Linked DNA regions of Homo sapiens: regions 1 and 2 are each linked to region 3. The links are chromatin loops, found by intact Hi-C in ENCODE. Cell type or tissue: heart left ventricle. All regions are shown on one strand. Region 1 overlaps ADCY9 (adenylate cyclase 9). Region 2 has its middle 11 kb from the start of TRIDDENT. Region 3 overlaps ADCY9 (adenylate cyclase 9).

Region 1 (8,000 bases), 100 kb after region 3:
CTCCCAGGTTGAAACAATTCTCCTGCCTCAGTTTCCCGAGTAGCTGGGATTACAGGTGTGCGCCACGACACCCGGCTAATTTTTGTATTTCCAGTACAGACAGGGTTTCCCCATGTTGGCCAGGCTGGTCTCAAACTCCTGACCTCAAGTGATCCACCCGCCTCAGCTTCCCAAAGTGCTGGGATTACAGACGTGAACCACCACGCCCGGCCTTTTTATTGTTTTTTTATCACGATTTACCTACATTCACAGACACCTGCCCCTCAACAGGCATTAGTGGGAAGATACAGAAAGAAATTCTACATTGCTCTCAATTGTAGGAATGCAAATTAAAGCTTCCAAGGAACTCGAAGATGCACAAACCGTTTCTTGGGTGGCATTATTTCCTCATAGAAACATGCATATACTATTCATTTTCTTTTCAAAAAAGATGAGGGTAAACTTTAGCTCAGTCTCTCTGAATAAACATATCAGACAAACAGAATTAATGAGATTTTAATACCTATAATTTCTCAACTCTTTAAAAAGGTTACTAAAAGGGTATGAAAGTTATCAAAGACCACTGGGGTTGCATGAAGAGGACTCAGCAGCCAACTTAAAGGGGCTCCCATGGGCCCCAAATGGGACAATCTGAGCATCAAAAATCATGTATCTGTAATGGAATGAAATACATCAAATAAGCTAAAATCCAAGAGTTTATATTGATTCTTGAAAAAAATCACCTTTGGAGGACGTTAAGAAACCATCTCAGCTGGGTGCCTTGGCTCACGCCTGTAATCCCAACACTTCGGGAGGCCAAGGCAGGAGGATGGCTTGAGCCCAGGAGTTTGAGACCAGCCTAGGCAACATGGCAAGACCCTGTCTCTCTCAAAAATTTGAAAAAATCAGCTGGGCGTGGTGGTGCACATGTGCAGTCACAGGGAGGCTGAGGTACGAGGAGCACTTGACCCTGGGAGGTTGATATAGTTTAGCTCTGTGTCCCCACCCAAATCTCATCTTGAATTGTAATCCCCATGTGTCGAGGGAGGGACCTGGTGGGAGGGGACTAGATCATGGGGGTGGTTTCCCCCATGCTGTTCTCGTGAGAGTGAGGGAGTTCTCACGAGACCTGATGGTTTAAAAGTGGCAGTTCCCCCTTCGCATGCTCTCTCTCTCACTCTCTCTCTCTCCTGACACCATTTAAGATGCGCCTTGTTTCTCCTTCATCTTCTGCCATGATTGTAAGTTTCCTGACGCCTCCCCAGCCATGCAGAACTGTGCCAATTAAACCTGCTTTCTTTATAAATTACTCAGTCTCAGGTAGCATCTTTTTTGTTTGTTTGTTTCTGAGATGGGGTCTCACTCTGTTGCCCAGGCTGGAGTACAGTGGCGCGATCTGGGCTCACTGCAACCTCCACCTTCTAGGTTCCAGCGATTCTCCTGCCTCAGCCTCCCAAGTAGCTGAAATTAGAGGCGTATGCCACCACGCCTGGCTAATTTTTTGTATTTTTAGTAGACACGGGGTTTTGCCATGTCGGACAGGCTGGTCTCGAACTCCTGAGCTCAAGTGATCCGCCCGCCTCAGCCTCCGAAAGTGCTGGGATTACAGGCGTGAGCCATGCACCTGGCCTCAGGTAGCAACTTTATAGCAGTGTTAGAATGGTCTGATACAGGTGGAAGCTACAGTGAGCCGAGATTATGCCACTGCACTCCAACCTGGGCAAAGGAGTGAGACTCTTGTCTCAAAAAAAAAAAAAAAGAAAAGAAAAAAACAAACTCAGTCTGTAAATGGTATAGAAAGGGAAAGAACCAAGCAAATAAAAGCATCTAAACACACACGGCTCCCAGGATCCTAGGATTTCACAGTGGCTGAGACAGCAGGATACGTGAGGGCAGGGTACATGACAGCAGGGTAAATGCAGAGAGCTAAAGACAGGTATCGTTGTTTTGGCTGTTGCTGCCACTGCTAAGAAAATTATTCCAACTTTCAGTAACACTAGCTCTTCTCTACTGACAGGTATTATGTGCCAAGAACTTTTCTAAGAACTTGTATTTTCTCATTTAATCCTCGCAGCAATTCTGTGAGATGGGTACTAGTGTTTTCTAATACAGCCTTTGGGTTTAAATACTGGCTCCACCATTTAGTATCCCTTTCTGGCTGTGTGATCATCACAAGTTACCTAACCTCTCTGTGCTTCAGTCTTCTCATCTATAAAATAGAGATCATCTCAACCCTATCTGTAATACAGTCAGGAAGTCTAGTACAATATTTGTTCAGGTGATTTTTTTTTTTTTTTTTGAGACAGAGTCTTGCTCTGTCACCCAGGCTGAGTACAGTGGTGCAATCACAGCTCACTGCAGCCTCGACCACCTGGGCTCAAACGATCCTCCCATCTCAGTCTGCCAAGTAGCTTGGAATACAGGCACATGCCACCATGCACGGCTAATTATTTATTATTTTTAGAGACAGGGTCTCACTATGTTGCCCAGACTGGTCTCGAGCTCCTGGACTCAAGCGATCCTCCTACCTTGGCCTTCCAAAGTGCTGGGATTATAGACATGACCACTGCACCTGGCCTGTACAGATTATTTGATCACTGTCTACTTCCCTTTCTAGGCGTCATGCCCCAAGAGGGCAGGGGCCACCCCTCTATCTCCAGAACCTAGTCCTCGCCTTGCCAATGGTAGGAACCCATTCAATATTTAATGAATAAACAAATGAGTTTACAGTAGGATACAGTACAGTTGAAAAAAACCACTCTAGTTCAAACCACGGCCAATAGCTGGAGTTGCACAGCTGAAGATCTGCTTATAATTCCTCAACCATCGAGGGGCCCATCATCTTAAGAACCTCCAGGCTCTGGGGAACTGAAGCAGCCTAGGAACGAGCCTGCTGAACCCCCGAGGGTTTTCAGTAAAGAGGCTGCCAAGTTCGGCAGCTAGAGTTTAACCAGGGCGAGCTATCAGTATTTTGTATTTTGGACACTTGCCCTTTTTATTACGAGAAACTGACACAATCACAGTCCCTAGTGTGTTCTAGGTTTCGGTACTGAACGACACAAGATGTGCGCCAGATTGAGCGCAGGAAGAAAGAAACACCCTTTAGTGCAATACGAAATGTGACTCAGCCAGCGGGGAGCGTTAGTTATTGATGGAATGGCTGTCCACCATCGAGTCACTATGCAAATAAGTGCTTTTCTTGCATTATCCCAGTTGATTCTCCCAACGACCCTCTGACAGAGACACCATCATTCCTATAAATTGCAGCGCCCCTAGGTAGCTTGCCCAAAGTCCCACAGTTAGGAAACCATACAACCGAGAATTAAGCCCGAATGTATCAGAAATCAAAATCCAAGCACCCAACCATTCAAGGGTGAGCCCTTCCAAAAAAAATTTACAGAAACAAAGTTGATGGTTGTTTCTTTGTTTGTTTGTTTGTTTTTGAGATGGAGTTTCGCTCTTGTTGCCCAGGCTAGAGAGCAGTGGCATGATCTCAGCTCACCGCAACCTCCGCCTCCTGGATTCAAGCAATTCTCCTACCTCAGCCGCCCGAGTAGCTGGGACCACAGGCATGTGCCACCATGCCTGGCTAATTTTGTGTTTTTAGTAGAGACGGGGTTTCTCCATGTTGGTCAGGCTGGTCTCGAACTCCCGACCTCAGGTGATCCGCCCGCCTCGGCCTCCCAAAGTACTGGGATTACAGGCGTGACTCACTGCGCCCAGCCATGTGTTTGTTTTTTGAGGCAGAGTCTCGCTCTGTCGCCCAGGCTGGAATGCAGTGGTGCCATCTCGGCTCACTGCAGCCTCCGCCTCCCAGGTTCAAGTGATTCTCCTGCCTCAACCTCCTGAGTAGCTGGGATTACAGGTGCCCACCACCACGCCTGGCTAATTATAGTATTTTTAGGAGAGACGGAGCTTCACCGTGTTGGCCAGGCTGGTCTCCAACTCTTGACCTCAGGTGATCCACCCACCTCGGCCTCCCAAAGCGCTGGTATTACAGGCACGAGCCATGGCCAGCTCGAAGTTGATGGTCTTTATCACACACTTTGAACATGAGCAACAAAGATTTACCAGAATCACAAAAGATTTTTAAGGATTTTGTAAGAAAAGGTCAATGTATGAACTAAGGTCACTTGCTATTTCCACAGGCAATATGTAATGGGTGTGACAACTCCAATTGGCGTTGTTTCACACACATGAGAATGCGTGTTTGGGTGGCACATACAAAACCCTCAGTCTTCCCATCTTGCAGCCCAGCTAGCGAAGCAGTACTCAAAGTGTGATCCGCAGATCCCTAGAGGTCCTTGAGGCCTTTGCAAGGCATCTGTGGAGTCTAAACTATTTGCACAATGACACTAAGACAGCATTTGCCTTCTTCAGTGTTGACACTTGCAGTGACAGTGCAGAAGAAGCCATGGGTGAAACTGCTAGTGCCTGAGCAGGTCCCGATGCAGGGAAACCAAACTGCACTAGCCCTCAGCTTGTCCTTCACTACCCCACACTTACGAAAGGAAAGGCAGACAGCTTCACTTAAGAATGTCCCTGATGGGCCGGGCATAGTGGCTCACGCCTGTAATCCCAGCATTTTGTGAGGCCGAGGTAGGGAGATCACCTGAGGTCAGGAGTTCAAGACCAGCCTGGCCAATATGGCGAAACCCCGTCTCTACCATAAAGACAAAAATTAGCCGGGCGTGGTGGCACACATCTGTAAATCCCAGCTACTTGGGAGGCTGAGGCAGGAGAATCACTTGAACCCAGGAGGCGGAGGTTGCAGTGAGCCAAGATCACACCACTGCACTCCAGCCCGGGCGACAGAGCGAGACTCTGTCACAAAAACAGAAAAAAGAAAAAAAAGAATGTCCCAGATGAAGCTGTCAACATGAATGATTGGTTAAATCGCAAGCTTGAGTAGGTGTCTTCTGAATAGTCTGAGTGATGAAATGAGAAGCACGCCTACGACGACGCTGCTGCCCATCAAAGCACAGCGGTCCTGGAGAAAAGCAGCTGTGCAGCTGTTTGGATTGCAAGCTGAACTGGCCACCTTTTTGGTAGCACATTATTTACACGTGACCTACAGACAAACCACGGTCGTTCAGGCTTGAGTACGGGCAGACCATTCCTGGGAATATGAATGAGTCTGTCGCTTCAAGGAAAATAACTGACAGTATTTGCCGCCAATGATAAAAAATTCCAGTTTTCAAGTAGAGTTTTGGAAAACTTACATCAGCCACTGTGATGAACTCAACATCTTCAGACTATTAGACTTTACTGACGTCAACATGTGGAAGAGCTGCATCATTCAAGAGACCAATATTTTCCAAATGACTAGTGCATGACGTTATAAAATCACACCTGGGTAAAAACCCAACAGCATTTAATATAATAGTGTACAAAAAAAGATAATAAAATTTCAGATTCCATATTGCAACTAACATTTAAGAAACTACCACTCAAAATAAAAAATCAGCGGGGTGTGGTGGTGCATGCCTGTAGTCCCAGCTACTTGGTAGGCCAAGGCAGAAGGATCACTTGAGCCCAGGAGGTCAAGGCTGGAGTGAGCTATGGTAGCACCACTGCACTCCAGCCTGGGTGACAGAGTAGGACCCCATCTCAGAAAAAGAAAAAGAAACTACTACTCACTTGTTGAATGTTTCTACAGAATCAAAGAAAAATATCCAGAATCACATAAAAAGGCTATGAAAATGCTCTTCCAACTAAAGCCAGATTTTCTACACATTTTTCAACATATTGCAACAAATTGAATGCCAAAGCGGTTAAGAAAATTCAGCGAACACACTTAAAAGTGTTTTAACACGGTAGATTTCTGTTGTGTACATTTTATCACTCAAAAAACCTCAGCCGTGGGTCGGGCGCAGTGGCTAACATGCTGAAACCCTGTTTCTACTAAAAATACAAAAAATTAGCCGGGTGTGGTGGTGCGTGCCTGTAATCCCAGCTACTCGAGAGGCTGAGGCAGGAGAATCGCTTGAACCCAGGAGGCAGAGGTTGCAGTAAGCCGAGATCGTGCCACTGCACTCCAATGTGGGCAACAAGAGGGAAAAAAATCCACCAAAAAAAAAACAAAAAACTTCAACCGTTTATTAATCCAGACATTAAAGAGATTTGCAAAAATGTATGGCAGTGCCACCCTTCTCATCAAATTTTTTCATTTTACAAAATATAGTTACTTTTATAAAAATGTTACTTACATTAACATGCAATGGGTGAAATGAATTACTATTTTGAAATAAATTTAGAAAAGATTTTTAAGCTTCTCAGTTTGTTTCAATTTCTAATACTGTAAATATCAATAGACAACCTATATAAATAATGCACATAAGCCTGGGAAACATAGGGAGACGTCATCTCTACAAATAATTTTTAAAATTAGGCCGGGCATGGTGGCTCACACCTATAATCCCAGCACTTTGAGAGGCTGAGGCGGGCAGATCACTTGAGGCCAAGATTTTGACACCAGCCTGGCCAACATGGTCAAACACCATTTCTACTAAAAATACAAAAAAAAAAAAATTGGCCGGGCATGGTGGCATGCATCTGTAATCCCAGCCACACGGGAGACTGAGACACGAGAATTCCTTGCACCCAGGAGGCAGAGGTTGCAGTAAGTTAAGATCACACCACTGCTCTCCAGCCTGGGCAAGAGTGAGACTCCGTCTCAAAAAAAAAAAAAAAAAAAAATTAGTTGGATGTGGTGGCATGCGCCTGTGTCCTAGCTACTGAAGAGGCTGACATGGAAGGATCATCTGAGTGCAGGAGGTCGAGGCTGCAGTGAACTGTGACTGCACACTGTACTCCAGCCTGGGCAACAGAGGAAGACCCTGTCTCAAAAAGAAAAGAAAAAAAACCTACAGAAACAACAATTTCTACTGGATTAGAGGAAGGCATATAAGCTAGGTGCAGCTATCCCTGACTGTCGGGGCCCAGCATTTCACCCTGTTTCCCAGCTTCTGCCCTCTAGGTCACACTACTGCCACCACTACTGCTACAACTCATTCTGCCTCCACTGCCACCAGCAGCCTCTAGCGGGTTTGATGTTCCCACCTATCCCAGAACATTGAGCCTTCCCACTTAACTCCGCAGAAAGGATGCCAGGAATTTTTTACAAGTGCAATGCTAGCAAAGGCTGGGGAAAATGAGACAAAAAACCTGATTTCCAAGAGCAGACAAGTTTTACAAGGGGCAGTCTTCTTCGCTGAAGTTGACTAAAATTTAGCCACGGGTTGGCTTGGCTGGTGTGGTTCACTGGGTACATCCACAAGACTACAAGAATATCACTGCTGTCTGCAGTCTTCCCAGGGGAGGACCACCCTACCCTTGGCCCACACCACGGATGGCGGCCCCACATCCACCCTCTGATGCAGCCCAGTCCCTTCCCTTCTGTTCCGCGGCAGCACCGGTGCCTGGCCACTTCCCTTGCCAGTTCCCTTCCTGTTTCAAAAACTCTCATCTCTTCACAAAATTCCCTCCAGGGATGCTAGTTCCTGTTGGAAAAGGTCTTGAGGTGTGTCACAGGCAAAGTACAAATGATATGCCCAGGGCCAGATGGATGACAGGCCCCTAAGCTCAGCTAGTCCAGAGTCAGGAGGGGACCTGCAGAATTCTAATGGTGAATGATTACACTCTTACAGTTTTGGAATTCCAGCAAAAACACCAATACTAAAATCACCAACCAAGACAAAGACGAGACTTACGGCCCACGCAGGCTTCTGCACACTCTGTGCCCAGACATGGACAGATTAATGTGGGTTGGTTGGTTGGTTTTTTTCCAAGATTACTATTCCACAGCAAAGTACATAGGCAACGCTGACCAATATGCAGAAACATAATTACTATCTCACCAAGCTGGCCAGAAGACAAAAATCTTGAAACTTCTTGACTTGCTCTAATTGTTCCTTCTCCATGTTTCCCTTCCTTAGGCATTCTACCTGAAAAGACAGCCCTCCCTTCCTTCTTCATCCCATTGGCAATTCAGCAAACCTTAACCTTCTCTTGCTTTACCA
Region 2 (8,000 bases), 60 kb before region 3:
TGGGGCATTGACTCCCAACTCCCTGATAATAACTGCCTGGGGCATTCTTTAACTGTAGGATTCCAGGGCATCTTGGAGATTCTGCTTCCTGGATCTGAGGCAGGGCCTGGGAACCGTCATGCTTAGCAAGGGTCCCACGGGGGCCCAGCTTCACAGACCTGGGCAGCCACAGACAGCTCACCCTGAAGGGGCCATGCTTGCTTCAAACCTCTGCTGTCGACAGCCTGAAATTCTTTTTTTTTTTTTTTTTTTTTTTTTTTGAGACAGATTCTCATTCTGTTGCCCAGGCTGAAGTGCAGTGGTGCGATCTTGACTCACTGCAACTTGTGCCTCCCAGGTTCAAGCGACTCTCGTGCCTCAGCCTCCCGAGTAACTGGGACTATAGGCATGCACCACCATCGCGGGCTAATTTTTGTATTTTTAGTAGAGATGGGGTTTCACCGTGTTCGCCAGGCTGGCCTCACACTCCTGACCTCAAGTGATCCGCCCCACTTGGCCTCCCAAAGTGCTGGATTACAGGTGTGAGCCACCATGCTGGGCTGAAATTCTTAATAATGTAATCTTCGAATGTGTGTTTTGTAAGTGATGGGACAGTGTGATGTGCACCAGGGGCTTGGGGCCTAAGTACCTGTGATCTCAGCCCCTACCCTCTCTCTGCCTCCCTGGGAAGGCTCTCCCTGGCAGTCCCCCCACACCTGGATGCCCCAGGCTTGGTTCCCCTACCTGCCCCTGCCTTGTGCACTGCCATGTTCTGCCCTTTATCCTTTGTCCCCAGAGGGCCTGGGCACAAGTGTGGGAAGGACTGGACTCAGGTGTGCTGCCTGCAACCTTGTGGGGTTGTGGCCATTCCTGCCCCAGGCTGGCAGCGCCCAGCACATATGTCTTGGTGGGGTTGGTGAGCCCCGCGCATCTTGGCACAGATGTTTAAAAATCCCTGGGGGTCCCTGTCTGCAATGCAATGGGGCAGTGAGCATATAGGAGAAGAGATGCCTGGCTCGACCTCCGCAGAGGGTCCCCACACACCCTGCCTGAGCTCCATGCCTGGGGGACCCCCTCTTCCTCCTTCCACCCTCTCTGAGTTAGGCCTGCATGGGTCTCTTCCAGTGTACCCAAGGACAAAAGCACAACACAAATGGTGTAATTTCTGTGATTCTGCACGCAAGTTAAATGCTCTCATATTTGCACTTAAAACTGGCATTGCACGATATATGGATGAACAGTAAAGTTCATGCTGATAATTTACAATTTTATTTTTCTTTACGTAGAACGACATTAAATAAGAATAAAAAAATACACCATGATGAGTCAAGGGAGAGAGACCACAGAAAAAAGGAAAAAAGTTTACACGTTAATATCTTTCACAGCACTTCGTTCTAACTTAAAAAAATTTTTTTTTCAGATGGCATCTCCTTCTGTCGCTCAGGCTAGAGTGAGGTGGCATGATCATAGCTCACTGCAGCCTCAACTGCCCAGGCTCAAGGGATCCTCCCACCTCAGCCTTCCAAGTAGCTGGGACTACAGGCATGCACCACTATGCCTGGCTAATTTAAAAATTTTTTGTAGAGACGGGGGTCTCCCTGTGTTGCCCAGGCTGGTCTCGAACTCCTGGGCTCAAGCAATCCTCCTGCCTCATCCTCCCGAAGTGCTAGGATTATAGGTGTGAGCCACTACACCTAGCCTGTTCCAACTTTTTGAACAAGGAGTCCTTCATTTTTGTTTTGCCCTGGGCCCCAAAAATTATGCAACTGGCTCCAATCTCAGGGATTCTTATTGTCAGGGAAGTTCAAGAAGCTGTTCAGGAATACGGCCGGGCACGGTGGCTCACGCCTGTAATCCCAGCACTTTTGTTGGCCGAGGTGGACAGACCCCTTGAAGAGCTCAGGAGTTCGAGACCAGCCTGGCCAACATGGTGAGGCAGAAAATACAAAAAATTAGCTGGGTGTAGTGGTGTACATCCGTAGTCTTAGTCCCAGCTGCTTGAGCGGCTGAAGCGGGAGGATGGCTTGAGCCCAGGAGGCAGAGGTGGCAGTGAGCTGAGTTCGCTTCATTGAGCTCCAACCTGGGTGACAAAGCCAGACTCTGTTTCAAAAAAAAAAAAAAAAGAAACTAGAGGAATATGGATTGGAGAAGACTCTAAATTTGTGTCTGTGTGTTATGCTGAGCATTTTAGTTAAGGACACTACTGTAGCATCTCAGCTTCCTTGGGCTCCCCAGCTACAAGGGCATATCCAGGAAGACACCACAGGCTCCAACCGCCTTCCTTATGGTCAATAGGCAGCAAGCCAGGCTCTGGAGATGGAGCTGGGGTGGAGGCGTCTCAGGCTAGTGGGCAAGTACTCTCGAAGGGCCAGCCAGGGGTGCTCAGTATTTGGCTTGGGTGGACACTGGCCTGGGGAGAAGGGTAGCTGCAGGCCCTGGATAAAAGGCACTGGGCAATTTTTAGCCAGCTGTATTATTTACATATGTATAAATGGATAGACATAGATGTAATTTTGCCTGAAAAAATACAGTGTACCCTATTTAATTAATTAATTAATTTTTTTTTGAGGTGGACTATCATTCTGTCATCCAGGCTGGAGTGCAGTGGTACGATCTTGGCTCACAGCAACCTCTACCTCCCAGGTTCAAGCGATTCTCCTGCCTCAGCCTCCCAAGTAGCTGGGATCACAAGCACATGCCACCATGACCGGTTAATTTTTGTATTTTTAGTAGAGATGGGGGTTTCACCATGTTGGCCAGGCTGGTCTCGAACTCCTGACCTCAGGTGATCCTCCCGCCTCGGCCTCCCAAAGTGCTGGGATTACAGGCGTGGGCCACTGCACCCGGCCTAAATTTGAATTTCAAATGTCAAATTTTTTTTTTTTAGTGTAAGTATATCCCAACTCATGCACTATTTGGGATATACTTATACTACAAAAATTATTCATTGTTGATCTCACCCTCATAGTTACATATACACCCTGTATTTTTATTTGCTAAATCTGGCAACATCCACTGGACAGGAAATTCAAAGATCCAGATTCTAGTCCTGGCTTTGCGCTAACGAGGAGTTGGAGCAAAGAGGGTACTGCTTCTCAGGCCTCTGGTTAAAAGAAGCCCCTCTCCACCTCCCTCACTGCCTCCACCATCCAGGGTGAGAGAGGTACCGTCAGACACGCCAGAGCTAGACCCCAAGCGGATGCTTTCTAGGGCAAGGTGAGATTTTGCAGGAAAGGAGTGCATAGGCGTGCACAGGGGACGCGCGCTAAGCGTAAGGCGGCGTTCTCAATGCTTAGCAGTGCATTGGGATCGCCTGGTGAACGGGAACGATACTGACGGCCAGCGCCCCCACTCCCAATTCGACTGGTCTAAAGTGGGGCCCAGATACTTGTCTTTTTTTTTTTTTTAAAGTTCCACAGTGACTCCGCTGTGACCTGCACAGTTAAGAAACTGCAGGAGTCCGGGCGGTTTCCAAGGATGGGTCAGGGGCTGAAGGCGGTCTGTGCAATTGGCCCCGGGCTTGCCGAGCTGGAAGAGCCCCTGAGTGGCACTGGAGCCACTTCCGCCTGCATGAAGAAAGGGGTGCCGGGAGGACTGAGGAGGGACTAGGACCCCATCCCTGTTCCTGAGCCAGCGCCCGTCCCACCTCTGGCACGGTGCCTCCAGAAACCCAACAGGGGGAGCGCCTGGACCCCAGGCAGGACGCCGCGTGGGGGACGCTGGCTGTGGACCCCTGTCCCGAGGGCGGCCAGAGGCTGGCTCTGAATCCCAGGATGCCCAGGCCACGCTCGCTCAGTCCCGGAGCTTGGGACTTCTGAAGACGCGGGGCCTCGTTTGGGGTCGCAAGTCTGAGCGCTCCGGCTCTGGTTGGCGCTAGGTGGCGCCCGAGAGCGCGCCAGGCTCACCCTGGGGAGACCTGGGGCCAGCCGGGGTCTCCCTGCTCTGGCGCAGGCAGATCATCGACCCCTGCGTGGCGCAGTTACAGGATCCTTGGGCGGTGCCATGCAATGCCTTCTCAAGGCCCAGCACTTCGCCCGATCCCTGGGAGGGATGGACAGTCGTGCGCCCCATAGAGGTTTGGGTCAACAGCCTGCATATAGGACCGTGGTCCCATAAGATTTTCACGGAGCTGAAAAATTCTTAACATTCTTATGGCCTAGAGACTTCATAGGGGAACGCATTCCTCACGAGTTTGTGGTGATGCTGGTGTAAACCAACCTACAGTGCTGTCAGTCATATAAAAGTCTAGCACATGTAATTATGCACCGTACATAATACTCGGTAATGATAATAAACAACTGTGTTACTGGCTTAGGTATTTACTACACTATACTTTTTTCATTTCATTTTGTTTTGTTTTTATAGAGACAGGGTCTCACTCTGTTGCCTAGGCTGGAGTACAGTGGTGTGACCATAGCTCGCTGCAGGCTTGGCCTCCGGAGCTCAAACAATCCTTCTGCCTCAGCCTCCTGAGTAGCTGAGACTACAGGTGTGCGCCAGCACTCCTGGCTATTTTTTAAAAATTTTTAGTAGAGACAAGGTTTGACGAAGTTGCCCAGGCTGGCCTTGAACTCTTGAGCTCAAGCGATCCTCTGACCTTGGCCTCCCAGAGTGCTGGGATTACAGGCCTGAGCCATGGTGCCTGGTCCTTATTGTTCCTTAGAGTGCACTCATATTTTTTTACAGTTACCCGTAAAACAGCCTCGGGCAGGCCTTTCAGGAGGTATTCTAGAAGAAAGCATTATTATCACAGGAGATGACAGTCTGCATACACATTGCCTCTGAAGACCTTCCAGTGGGACGAGATGTGGAGGTGGAAGACAGTGACATTCATGATCGTGACCCTGGGTAGGCCTAGGCTAATGTGTATGTGTGTCTTAGTTTTTAATAAAAAAGTTTAAAAAGTTTAAAAAAAATTAATAGAAAAGGCTGTCCAGGCACAGTGGCTCCTGCCTGTAATCCCAGCACTTTGGGAGGCCAAGGCGGGCAGATCACCTGAGGTCAGGAGTTTGAGACCAGCCTGGCCAACATGGTGAAACCCCATCTCCACTAAAAAATACAAAAATTAGCCGGGCATCGTGGTGGGCGCCTGTAATCCCAGCTACTTGGGAGGCTGAGGCAGGGAGAATTAATTGCTTGAACTCAGGAGACGGAGGTTGCGGTGAGCCGAGATCGCGCCACAGCACTCCAGCCTGGGCAACAGAATGAGACTCCGTCTAGAAGAAGAAGAAAAAAGTTAATAGGGCCAGGTGCAGTGGCTCACACCTGTAATCCCAGCACTTTGGGAGGCAGAAGTGGGTGGACTGCTTGAGCTCAGGAGTTTGAGACCAGCCTGGGTAAGGTGGCGAAACCCTGTCTCTACAAAAAATACAAAAATTAGCCGGGAGTGGTGATGTGCATCTGTAGTCCCAGCTATTTGAGAGGCTGAGGTTGGAAGATCGCTTGAGCCTGGGAGATGAAGCCTGCAGTGAGCCAAGACTGTGCCACTGCACTCCAGCCTGGATGACAGAGTGAGACCCTATCTCAAAAAAAAAAAAAAAAAAAGCTAATAGAATAAAGACATAACGAAAATAAATATCTTTGTACAATGTGTTTGATGTGTTTGTGTTTTAAGCTGTGTTTTACTTTTTTACAAAAAAGTAAAAAAGTTAAAAAAATTAAAAAGTTTATAAAGTAAAAAAGTTCTAGTAAGCTAAGGTTAATTTATTACTGAAGAGAAAGAACCAAATTTTATTTTATTTTATTTTATTTTATTTTTTTGAGATGGAGTCTTGCTCTGTTGCCCAGGTTGGAGTGCAGTGGCGAGATCTCGGCTCACTGCAAGCTCTGCCTCCCAGGTTCACACCATTCTCCTGCCTCAGCCTCCCGAGTAGCTGAGACTACAGGCGCCCGCCACCACAACTGGCTAATTTTTTGTATTTTTAGTAGAGACGGGGTTTCACCGTGTTAGCCAGGATGGTCTCGATCTCCTGACCTCGTGATCCACCTGCCTTGGCCTCCCAAAGTGCTGGGATTACAGGCGTGAGCCACTGTGCCCAGCCAAAAGATCAAATTTGAAATAAACTTAGTGTGGTCTAAGTATACAGTGTCTATAGCGTCTACAGTGGTGGACAGTCATGTCTGAGGCCTTCACATTCACTCACCACCCACCCACTAACCAAGAGCAACTTCCAGTCCTGCAAGCTCCATTTATGGTAAGTGCCCTATACGGGTGTGCCATTTTTAATCTTTATTTTTTTAAGATGGAGTCTCACTCTGTTGCCCAGGCTGGGGTGCAGTGGCGCAATCTCGGCTCACCACAAACTCTGCCTCCCAGGTTCAAGCGGTTCTCCTGCCTCAGCCTCCTGAGTAGCTGGGATTACAGGTGCCCACCACCATGCCCAGCTAATTTTTGTATTTTTAGTAGAGACAGAGTTTCACTATGTTGGCCAGGCTGGTCTCGAACTCCTGACCTCAGGTGATCCACCTGCCTTGGCCTCCCAAGTTTCTGGTATTACAGGCGTGAGCCACTGTGCGGCCCATTTTTAATCTTTTATACTGTATTTGTGCTGTGCATTTTTTATGTTTAGAAGTGTTTGGTCATCAGAGAAATGCAAATGAAAACCACAATGAGATACCATCTCACACCAGTTAGAATGGCGATCATTAAAAAGTCAGGAAACAACAGATGCTGGAGAGGATGTGGAGAAATAGGAATGCTTTTACACTGTTGGTGGGAGTGTAAACTAGTTCAACCATTGTAGAAGACAGTGTGGCGATTCCTCAAGGATCTAGAACTAGAAATACCACTTGACCCAGCCATCCCATTACTGGGTATATACCCAAAGGATTATAAATCATGCTACTATAAAGACACATGCACACGTATGTTTATTGCGGCACTATTCACAATAGCAAAAACTCGGAACCAACCCAAATATCCATTAATGATAGACTGGATTAAGAAAATGTGGCACATACACACCATGGAATACTATACAGCCATAAAAAAGGAGGACGTCATGTCCTTTGCAGGGACATGGATGAAGCTGGAAACCATCATTCTGAGCAAACTAACACAAGGACAGAAAACCAAACACTGCATGTTCTCACTCATAGGTGGGAATTGAACAATGAGAACACTTGGACACAGGGCAGATAACATCACACACTGGGGTCTGTCATGGGGTGGGGGGAGGGGGGAGGGATAGCATTAGGAGAAATACCTAATGTAAATGACGAGTTAATGGGTACAGCAAACCAACATGGCACATGTATACTTACGTAACAAACCTGCACATTGTGCACATGTACCCTAGAACTTAAGGTATAATAATAATGATAAAGAAGTGTTTAGATACACAATCACTTACCATTTTGTTACAGTTGCCTACAGTATTCAGTGGGGTAACAAGCTGTACAGGTTGGTAGCGTAGGAGCAATAGGTTACACCATGTGGCCTAGGTGTGTGGTAGGCTGTGCCATCTAGGTCTGTGTAAGTGCACCCTGTGATGTTCACACAATGACGGAATTGCCTTATGTCGACTTTCTCAGGTGTCAATAAGCAACACACAGGCTGGGCACGGTGGTTCACGCCTGTAATCCCAGCACTTCGGGAGTGCGAGTTGGGCGGATCACTTGAGGTCAGGAGTTCAAGACCAGCCTGGCCAACATAGTGAAACCCCGTCCCTGCTAAAAATACAAAATTAGCCAGGCGTGGTGGCACACACCTGTAATCCCAGCTACTTGGGAGGCTGAGGCAGGAGAATCACTTGAACCCAGGAGGCGGAGGTTGCAGTGAGATGAGATTGTACCACTGCACTCCAGCTTGGGTAACAGAGCGAGACTCCACCTCAAAATAAAAAAAAAAAAAATAAAGCAACCCACATCTGTAATTGATCTGTATTACCTCCCTTCCATTCTGTCTGCTCTTGAAAGGGTCCAAATGGCACATCTATCTTGTCAGGTCATGCACATCTGCGTTAGGCAAATCTGGAAGATTCTTCAAAGTTTTCCTGTTTCTCCCTGTCAGTTGGCAACAA
Region 3 (8,000 bases):
AAAAAATAATAATTAAATGAAATAAGTATATATATAGCCTAGCACAGTTCCTGGCATACAGTATACCCGTAATAAACTTATTATTATTATTAATGTGACCAGGTAACCTAGGAACCATCTAAGAAAGCAACTAACAGCTTCCAATGAAGAAGACAAACCGTGGCAAGAAATATATTTTTTTTTTTTTTTGGACTCAAAAGCAATTTCCTTGCAGCAAGAAGTGTAAAACATTGAAATAAATTATGGGAGGCCAGATATTATTTTGGAAATTTAAAGTAAGTGTCACTACCTAAGGGCAAAGATATGACCCAGGTTGTATTTAAAGTTAGACTGCAGACCTGTACTATATTAAATAAAAGAAACAAAGATTCTACAGGGTTGTATAGTTTGGGAATCTGATGTAACATACAAGCTAAATTTGAACATTTGTATGCATTCAAAAAATGAAAATATACATGCCAAAACAGCTAGCGAAATCATTAATTAACATATCTGAGCAAATAATGGCATCTAGATAACATTTGCTTACAGCTCTTTAAAAACTGACATTATCAACAGAGGTAAAATGTTCTAGTTATCAATAACATACAGTGAGTCTATTTGAAAGCACCTCTTGGTATTGACTGGCAGAGTTAAACTTCTAAACATTTTGCTGGTGTGCTGGCTCACACCTGTAATCCCAGAACTTTGGGAGGCCGAAGCAGGAGGACTGCTTAGGGCCAGGAGTTCAAGACCAGCCTGGGCAACATAGGGAGACCTTGTCTCTACTAAAAATAAAACCAATTAGCTGACCTTGATGGCACGTGCCTGTGGTCCCAGCCACTCGGGAGGCTGAGGCAGGAGGATTGCTTCAGCGAAGGAAGTCAAGGCTGCAGTGCACTGTGATTGTGCCACTGCACTCCAGCGTGGGTGACAGAGCAAACCCATTCTCAAAATACATATATATATGTATAAATATGTATATATTTGCCAATGAGACCACTGCTCTTATTAAATGTAAAAAAATCTAACACCAAGAGAAGAATAAAATAGGTGTGCCTGATACCCATGCCTAAAAGATGCCTGAGGGAACTCTCTGGTGTGGCTAAGGTGGGGGGCTTGGTGCTTGATGGGGCACACCAGCCATTTCAGGGCCCAACCGGTAGACCAGGAAAGGAAGCTGGAGGTGTGGAAGCGTCTGCTGCACTTGGCTCAGCCAAAGCCCGAAGTGCAAGTGCGTGCTCAGTAAATGCTGGTAGTGAATATGAAAACTTCTGTTAACTATGCTCTCTGGTCATTAAAGTTCATCTGGTAATTCAATGTCCTTGATTACAGACAGAACAGCCCTTGGTATCTATTCTTCTGTAGCCATTTAGTCACAGGAATCTCCTGGCGTCAGTCTGTTTCAGGTATTTTTCTTGCCTCAAGTTCATCTGCTGTGCTTTTCTCTCTTTTTTTGTTTGTTTGTTTTTTTGGGACTGAGTCTCGCTCTGTCACCCAGGCTGGAGTGCAGTGGGGAGATCTTGGCTCACTGCAACCTCCACCTCCTGGGTTCAAGCAATTCTGCTGCCTCAACCTCCTGAGTAGCTGGGATTACAGGCGCCCACCACCACGCCTGGCTTATTTTTGTATTTTCAGTAGAGATGGGGTTTCACCACGTTGGTCAGGCTGGTCTCGAACTCCTGGCCTCAAGTGATCTGCCTGCCTTGCCCTCCCAAAGTGCTGGGATTACAGGCGTGAGCCACCGTGCCCGGCCAACCCTCCTGTGCTTTAAGACGAGGCCGCCTGCTTCTTCAGTGCCCCCCACGGCACACTGGCTTTATGAGATTTTCTAAGCATTTAGAGCCATGAATGTGTCACCGTGACAGTCAAACCAACTTGGCACCAGAGGGCACACTGAGGACAGGGGGCTCCATGCCCTCCACAAGGGCTTCCCTCAGAGGGGCTGGAAGGCCGGTGCAGCCCGGGCATGCCCACTGGGATGAGGCTGAGCTCTGGGGGCCTGGGGCAGTGGTCTCCACAGGTGGGGAACTCAGTGCTTTGCTTACATCCCCTTGAACAGAGGCCGAGGCCTGCACCCTGCAGTGATAAGAAGTTCTGATACAGAAGTGAGGTCTGGCAGAGCCGCCCACAAATGGCAAATGAGGCTGCGCTTGCAGAAGGAAGGGGGCTGTCTGGGTCACATGGCCAGCTGTAGACACCCACGCTCGGGCCTCCTGAGGGCCGGGACAGTGCTCACTGCCTATTCCATTCCCAGCAGGTTTGTCCGGGAAGTGGGAGTATGGGAGGTGGGGGGAGAGCCAGGTGCAGACTCCAGGCCGCGCTGGGTGGCATGGTCCCACAGACCTGTGTCACCCGGACCCAGCAGCCATCATTTTACTGCACTTTGAAAATGCGGATTTTGGCTGGGCGCAGTGGCTCATCCCTGTAATCCCAGCCCTTTGGGAGGCTGAGGCGGGTGGATCACCTGAGGTCAGGAGTTTAAGACCAGCCTGGTCAACATGGCAAAACCCTGTCTCTATTAAAAATACAAAAATTAGCTGGGTGTGGTGGCACACACCTGTAATCCCAGCTACTGGGGAGACTGAGGCAGGAGAGTCGCTTGGACCCGGGAGGCGGAGGTTGCAGTGAGCCCAGATTGTGCCACTGCACTCCAGCCTGGGCGACAGAGCAAGATTCCTCAGCTACCTTCCTTTTGAGGGATAATTTTCTAGATAAAAACTTTCAAACAAATGAAACAAAAGAAATCTTAGAGCTGGGTGTGGTGGCTTGCTTGAGCCCAGGAGTTTGAGATCAACCTGGGCAATGTATCAAGACCCCATCTCTACAAAAGCTTTTTAAAAATTTTAGAAATTAGCTGGGCACAGTGGTGTGTGCTTGTAGTCCCAGCTACTCAGGAGGCTGAAGTGGGAGGGTCGCTTGAGCCCAGGAGGGAGAGGCTGCCATGAGCTATGGTCATGCCACTGTACTGCAGACTGGGTCATAGAGCAAGACCTTGTCTCTTTAAAAAAGAAAAAAGAAGCCAGGCGCAGTGGCTCATGCCTGTAATCCCAGCACTTTGGGAGGCCAACATGGGTGGATCACAAGGTCAGGAGATTGAGACCATCCTGGCCAAGATGGTGAAAGCCCGTCTCTACTAAAATACAAAAAATTAGCCTGGCGTGGTGGTGCACACCTGTAGTTTCAGCTACTAGGGAGGCTGAGGCAGGGGAATCTCTTGAACCCGGGAGGTGGAGGTTCCAGTGAGCCGAGATGGTGCCACTGCACTCCAGCCCGGGCAAAAGAGCAAAACTCTGTCTCAAAAAAAAAAAAAAAAAAAAAAAAAAAGAAAAGAAAGAAAGAAAGAAAAGAAAAGAAAAGAAAAGAAAAGAAAAGAAAAGAAAAGAAAAGAAAAAAAGAGAAATCCATCTACCCAATGGAGAGATTCTCACATCTCAACATCCCCTTCTGAGCTGTAGTTAGAGGCCCCTTCTGTACCAGGAGGGTCCCACCATGCAATGGTGGGTGGGTTTGTTTCCCTCCCCTGACCTCCTACCCCCCAACCCCCATGGCAATTTTCCTTGAGCGATTCATTAGCTTAATTTTAATCTGGATTAAGACATTTCACAACATGTTTTTTGCCAAGTACAGATGCCTCTGTGAAATGTTTCCCAGCCGGCTAAACAGCGTCTCCCCCTGCACAGCTGCAGGCATCTCCACCCCTGCTGAGAAGCCCTCCCTGGGAAGAGTATTTCTGACTCCAGGAAGCTGCAGGCATGGAAGCACCTCACTGCCTTGGGAGACAACCCTAGCAGCTGGCTCACAGGGAGCCACACGGGCAGGCACATTAGAGAAAAAGCAGTGTCATAATGACAGTAGCTACTATGACTTAGGAATGTCTATGGGCCAAGATCCTACCCGTGAACAAGTCGGGCCCCCATCCACGCAATATCTGCAGTCTCGACTGTATGATCTCGTCCTTTGCAGCCACACTGTGAGGCAGCAATGATCATTCCGCAGACGGCCACAGACTCCAGGGCCCTGGGACCCGGACCACCGTCATATGGCTCTGGCCCCCTTTCCTGGCACAAGGAGGACCCAGGAATAATCCTGGCACCTTGCTCTCCTGGGCCTTGTTTCCCTAGAGTGACCTGAGCAGCTATGCCTGTCCTCCTGGTTCTTCCAAGCAGCACCCTGGGCCCTCCGGCATCAAGGGAAGTCTCAAGACTTCTAAGGTCCTCCCAGCAGCACGCCTGGCGGGCCAGGGAGTTTGCTGGCTGTTGCCTGGGTAACCTGAGATTCCCTGGAGAACGCCCAAGAGCAAACTCTGCATTTTTCCGGATTATCTTTGCTCCTTCCCCCATGTGGACGTGGGCTTTGGAGGGAAGAGTGTAGCCATTTCTCTAACACACTTGGGCACATTTGCATTTGTTTTTAACACATTTCAGGACGTGCACCCTACATTCCGGTCAAAATATATGGCACAAAGCTATAAAATCGTTTTTTCTTCAAGGTTATTTCTCATCACAAGATAAATCATTTCTAAGCCAACAGCTGTCCCTTTTCAAAACTGTCAAGGGAGGGAGTGGGGAAACCTCTTTTCTCAGAAATGAGGAGGATACACCAGTAGAAGAGCCCTGGCTTTGCCTGCTTCGTCTTCTCAACACGACTGTTTTGCAAGATGTCGTGTTATCAGAAGCATCCTTTGCTCCCAAACTCAAAATGATGTTAACATGGTGAGCAGGAATAGTCATGATATTGCAACCACAATAACCACAAACACAATTTCCTGAGGTGTTCTTTGAAACTCCTTGTATCTGCTTAACCCTCGTAAGCAACCACGATGCAGGTACTATGATCGGTTCCATTTTACAGATGAGGACACTGAGACAGAGCAAGCACTGGCCCAGAGCCACACGGTACGGTCGGAACCGCGTAAAGAGGCGGTGAGCCCAGGCAGCAGAGCTCCTGGCCCCAACGATCTCCAGGTGAACGGGGCAGCCTGTCAGTGCGGCAGAGCCATGGGGCTAACTCTATGTCCCTGGCATTGCTGTTTAAGCTAACAGGTTAGGTACGGGCATAAGTACAAAATAGAGTATTTCTGCTAATGCAACATTAGAGAAAAATAGAAGCAGAATATTAGAAGAAAAGATAAGCAGTAATTATCACAGAAAAAGAAATTTTCTTACATCCCCAAAGCAGTAAGAACAGACAGCAGATGGCCTGAGAATACTAGACAAGTCACCACATGAACACACACGTGTAAAACTCACACACACAATCTCAGAGCCACACGGGGCGGAGTCGAAAAGTCCCTGGACCTCTCACTCAATCCCTTAGCCCTAAAGGACCACTGGGCTCAATAACCAGGCTGGTGATGGCGATCCGAGTCAAGAATAGATGAAAATATACTCAGCAGACTGTCAGGCAGGAAGACTGTTACCAGCTGTGGAAACAGTCCATCATGAAGTCAAGATAAGAAAATATTTGGCATCTGGGGAAATTTCATGGAAATGCAATATTTCACTCTCTGGCAATGCCAGTTCAATGATTCCGCACATACATTTCCATCCCTCTCTCTACACACACACACACACACACACACACACACACACACACACATATATAATTTCTTACTTTGAAATAATTTTAGACTTGCAGAGAGTGGGAAAGACAGTTCAAGGACTCTGCATATATCCTCCGTACATACTCACCGTACAGTTATCAAAACCAAAGCAACTCATGCTGGCGCGATACCGTTAACTAAGCTGCTGGCTTTATTCTGATGTCCCCAGTTTCCGCACCGTCCCTTTGCTGTTCGGGTCTCCTCTAGGTCCCGTGTTGCATTTAGCCCTCATGCCCCCTGCTCACCCCCAGCCTATGGGGGTTCCTCTGTCTTTCTCTGTCTCTTCTGGCCCTGCTGCGTTTGAAGTCCCGGCCAGGCATTTTGTCAAATGTCCAGATCTGGACCTGCCTGGTGCTTTCTCAGAGCAGACTGAGGTTTGGGGTTTGCGGAAAGAATGCCGCAGAGGTGACATGCCCTTCTCAGCACACCACACTAGGGTACCGGATGGCAGTGAGCAGGGAGGCTCACCTGGATCATTTGGTGAAGGTGGCATCTGCCCGGTTTGTCCACTGTGAAGTTCCTATTCCTACCCCGCCCCCCACCTTTCTTTTTTGAGATGGGGTCTCATTCTAGTGCCCAGGCTAGAGTGCAATGGTGCAATCTTGGCTCACTGCAGCCTCTGCCTCCCAGACTCAAGCGATCCTCCCACCTCAGCCTCCCAGGTAGCTGGGACTACAGGTGGATACCAACATGCCTGGCTAACTTTTATAGTTTTTGTAGAGATGGTTTTTTTTTTTTATTGTTTTTTTTTTTTGAGATGGAATCTCACTCTGTTGCCCAGGCTAGAGGGCAGTGACATGATCTCAGCTCACTGCAACCTCCGCCTCCAGGTTCAAGAGATTCTCCTGCCTCAGTCTCCCAAGTAGCTGGGACTACAGGCACCAGCCACCACACCCGGCTAATTTTTAAATTTTTAGTAGACATGGGGTTTCACCATGTTGGCCAGGCTGGTCTCGAACTCTTGACCTCAGGTGATCCATCTGCCTTGGCCTCCCAAAGTGCTGGGATTACAGGTGTGACCACCTCACCTGGCGGAGACTACCCTTTAGTTTTACAACAGCTTTCTTAAGATGTCATTTGCAAAGCATATAATGCACCCATTTAAAGTATATAACTCCAGGGTTTATAGCATATTCACAGGGATGTGCAAGCATCACCACTATCAATTCAGACTACCACTTATAATAAATACCTATTTAATTTCTAAGCTATATATATTTATATATGTATGTGTCTATAAAATATGAAATCATTTTTTCAATTTCTATAACGAATGAAAAGCCCCTTACTTCCTCAAATTGGGCCAACTGAGCCTACTCATAATGACTTGACACATAGAAAACAAGTAGATAAAAGAAGTTATCATTTAGGGTCATTTTCAAAATTCACTGTCACAAAAGGATGGTTCCTGAGGTGAGTGGCCTTAAAGGGGAAGGAGAAACCTTTTGAAAGCAGGACAGGTCCTCTCTGAATCATCCCCGTATGGGTAAATCTACATCACTAGCTTCATTACTGACTGGTCCATGTAGAAACACCCAGTGGCCAAGCAGCCCGGGGTTCTGAATAATAGATGAAGGTAAACTCAGGAAGACCAGCCACGCAGGTGCGCTCCAGGGAGGCCTTTCAGAGATGTACTAAGATGCTTTCACAGCTCAAATGGTTCCCTGATCAGAAGTAATGTGATACAAGTAATTCAATTTTGGGTTTTCTTTTCTTTTCGAGATGGAGTCTCACTCTATTGCCCAGTCTGAAGTGCAGTGGCGTGGTCTCAGCTCACTGCAACCTTCACCTACTAGGTTCAAGGGATCCTCCTGCCTCAGCCTCCTGAGTGGCTTAGGACTACAGGCATATGCCACCACACCTGGCTAATTTTTGTATTTTTAGTAGAGATGGGGTTTCACCATGTTGGCCAGGCTGGCCTTGAACTCCTGACCGCAGGTGATCTCTCTGCCTCGGCCTCCCAAAGTGTTGGGATTACAGGCATGAGCCACTGAGCCCAGTTGGGTTTTCTTTTTCTTCATGAAGATGTTGGAAAAGCTGTTTTTATTGATATATGGCATCTAGATCCACTCATCACCCACAGGGTTCATGAGAAAATGGAAAGCAAATGCCTGCTGGAGCGCTGACGTCACATTCAACAGGCCAAGGCACACATGCTCCCGTGTCATACAAGTGACTTGGTTACGGCCGAGAGCATCCAACCCACAGCAATGCTCAGCCGCAATCACTGTGAGAATCTCCCTCGAATCGGAACCGTGGAGAAGATGGGACCTTCCCCAGAGAGTCAGTGACTTCCTGCAGGCAAGCTGGGACCGTCTCTCGGCCCCTCCCAGTCCTCCATGGCTCCGTCTGTGGTCACTGTCCCTGCTCTGCGTGGAGTGAAGGCGTGCGTGCCGAGTGTGAGCGAGGCTTCTTC

What was found. A loop is a pair of places that touch in the nucleus more often than their neighbours do. Peaks named below come from ENCODE experiments on the same cell type or tissue, not always from the same donor. Only the 100,000 strongest peaks of a DNase experiment are listed, where the experiment ranks them.
Region 1: it touches region 3 in a loop (2.5-fold over the local background); 29 of 110 quality-filtered maps call a loop at or near these places.
Region 2: it touches region 3 in a loop (4-fold over the local background); 3 of 110 quality-filtered maps call a loop at or near these places.

What each region holds. Positions count from the first base shown.
Region 1 is chr16:4,099,021-4,107,020 of GRCh38, forward strand. The region is part of intron 2 of ADCY9 (adenylate cyclase 9); the gene reads right to left. Among named protein-coding and RNA genes, the nearest start is that of ADCY9, 13 kb to the right of the region's middle. In heart left ventricle, no CTCF peak of the experiment used is centred here; no DNase peak of the experiment used is centred here; H3K4me3 peaks cover 799 bases.
Region 2 is chr16:3,935,393-3,943,392 of GRCh38, forward strand. No RefSeq gene overlaps it. Among named protein-coding and RNA genes, the nearest start is that of TRIDDENT, 11 kb to the right of the region's middle. In heart left ventricle, CTCF peaks have their summits at 3,857 (motif pointing right) and 4,068; a DNase peak (open chromatin) is centred at 3,859; H3K4me3 peaks cover 1,053 bases.
Region 3 is chr16:3,995,430-4,003,429 of GRCh38, forward strand. The region is part of intron 3 of ADCY9 (adenylate cyclase 9); the gene reads right to left. Among named protein-coding and RNA genes, the nearest start is that of TRIDDENT, 49 kb to the left of the region's middle. RefSeq lists enhancers at 1,229-2,010, 2,011-2,791 and a silencer at 5,299-5,593. In heart left ventricle, no CTCF peak of the experiment used is centred here; a DNase peak (open chromatin) is centred at 4,162; H3K4me3 peaks cover 448 bases; H3K27ac peaks cover 662 bases.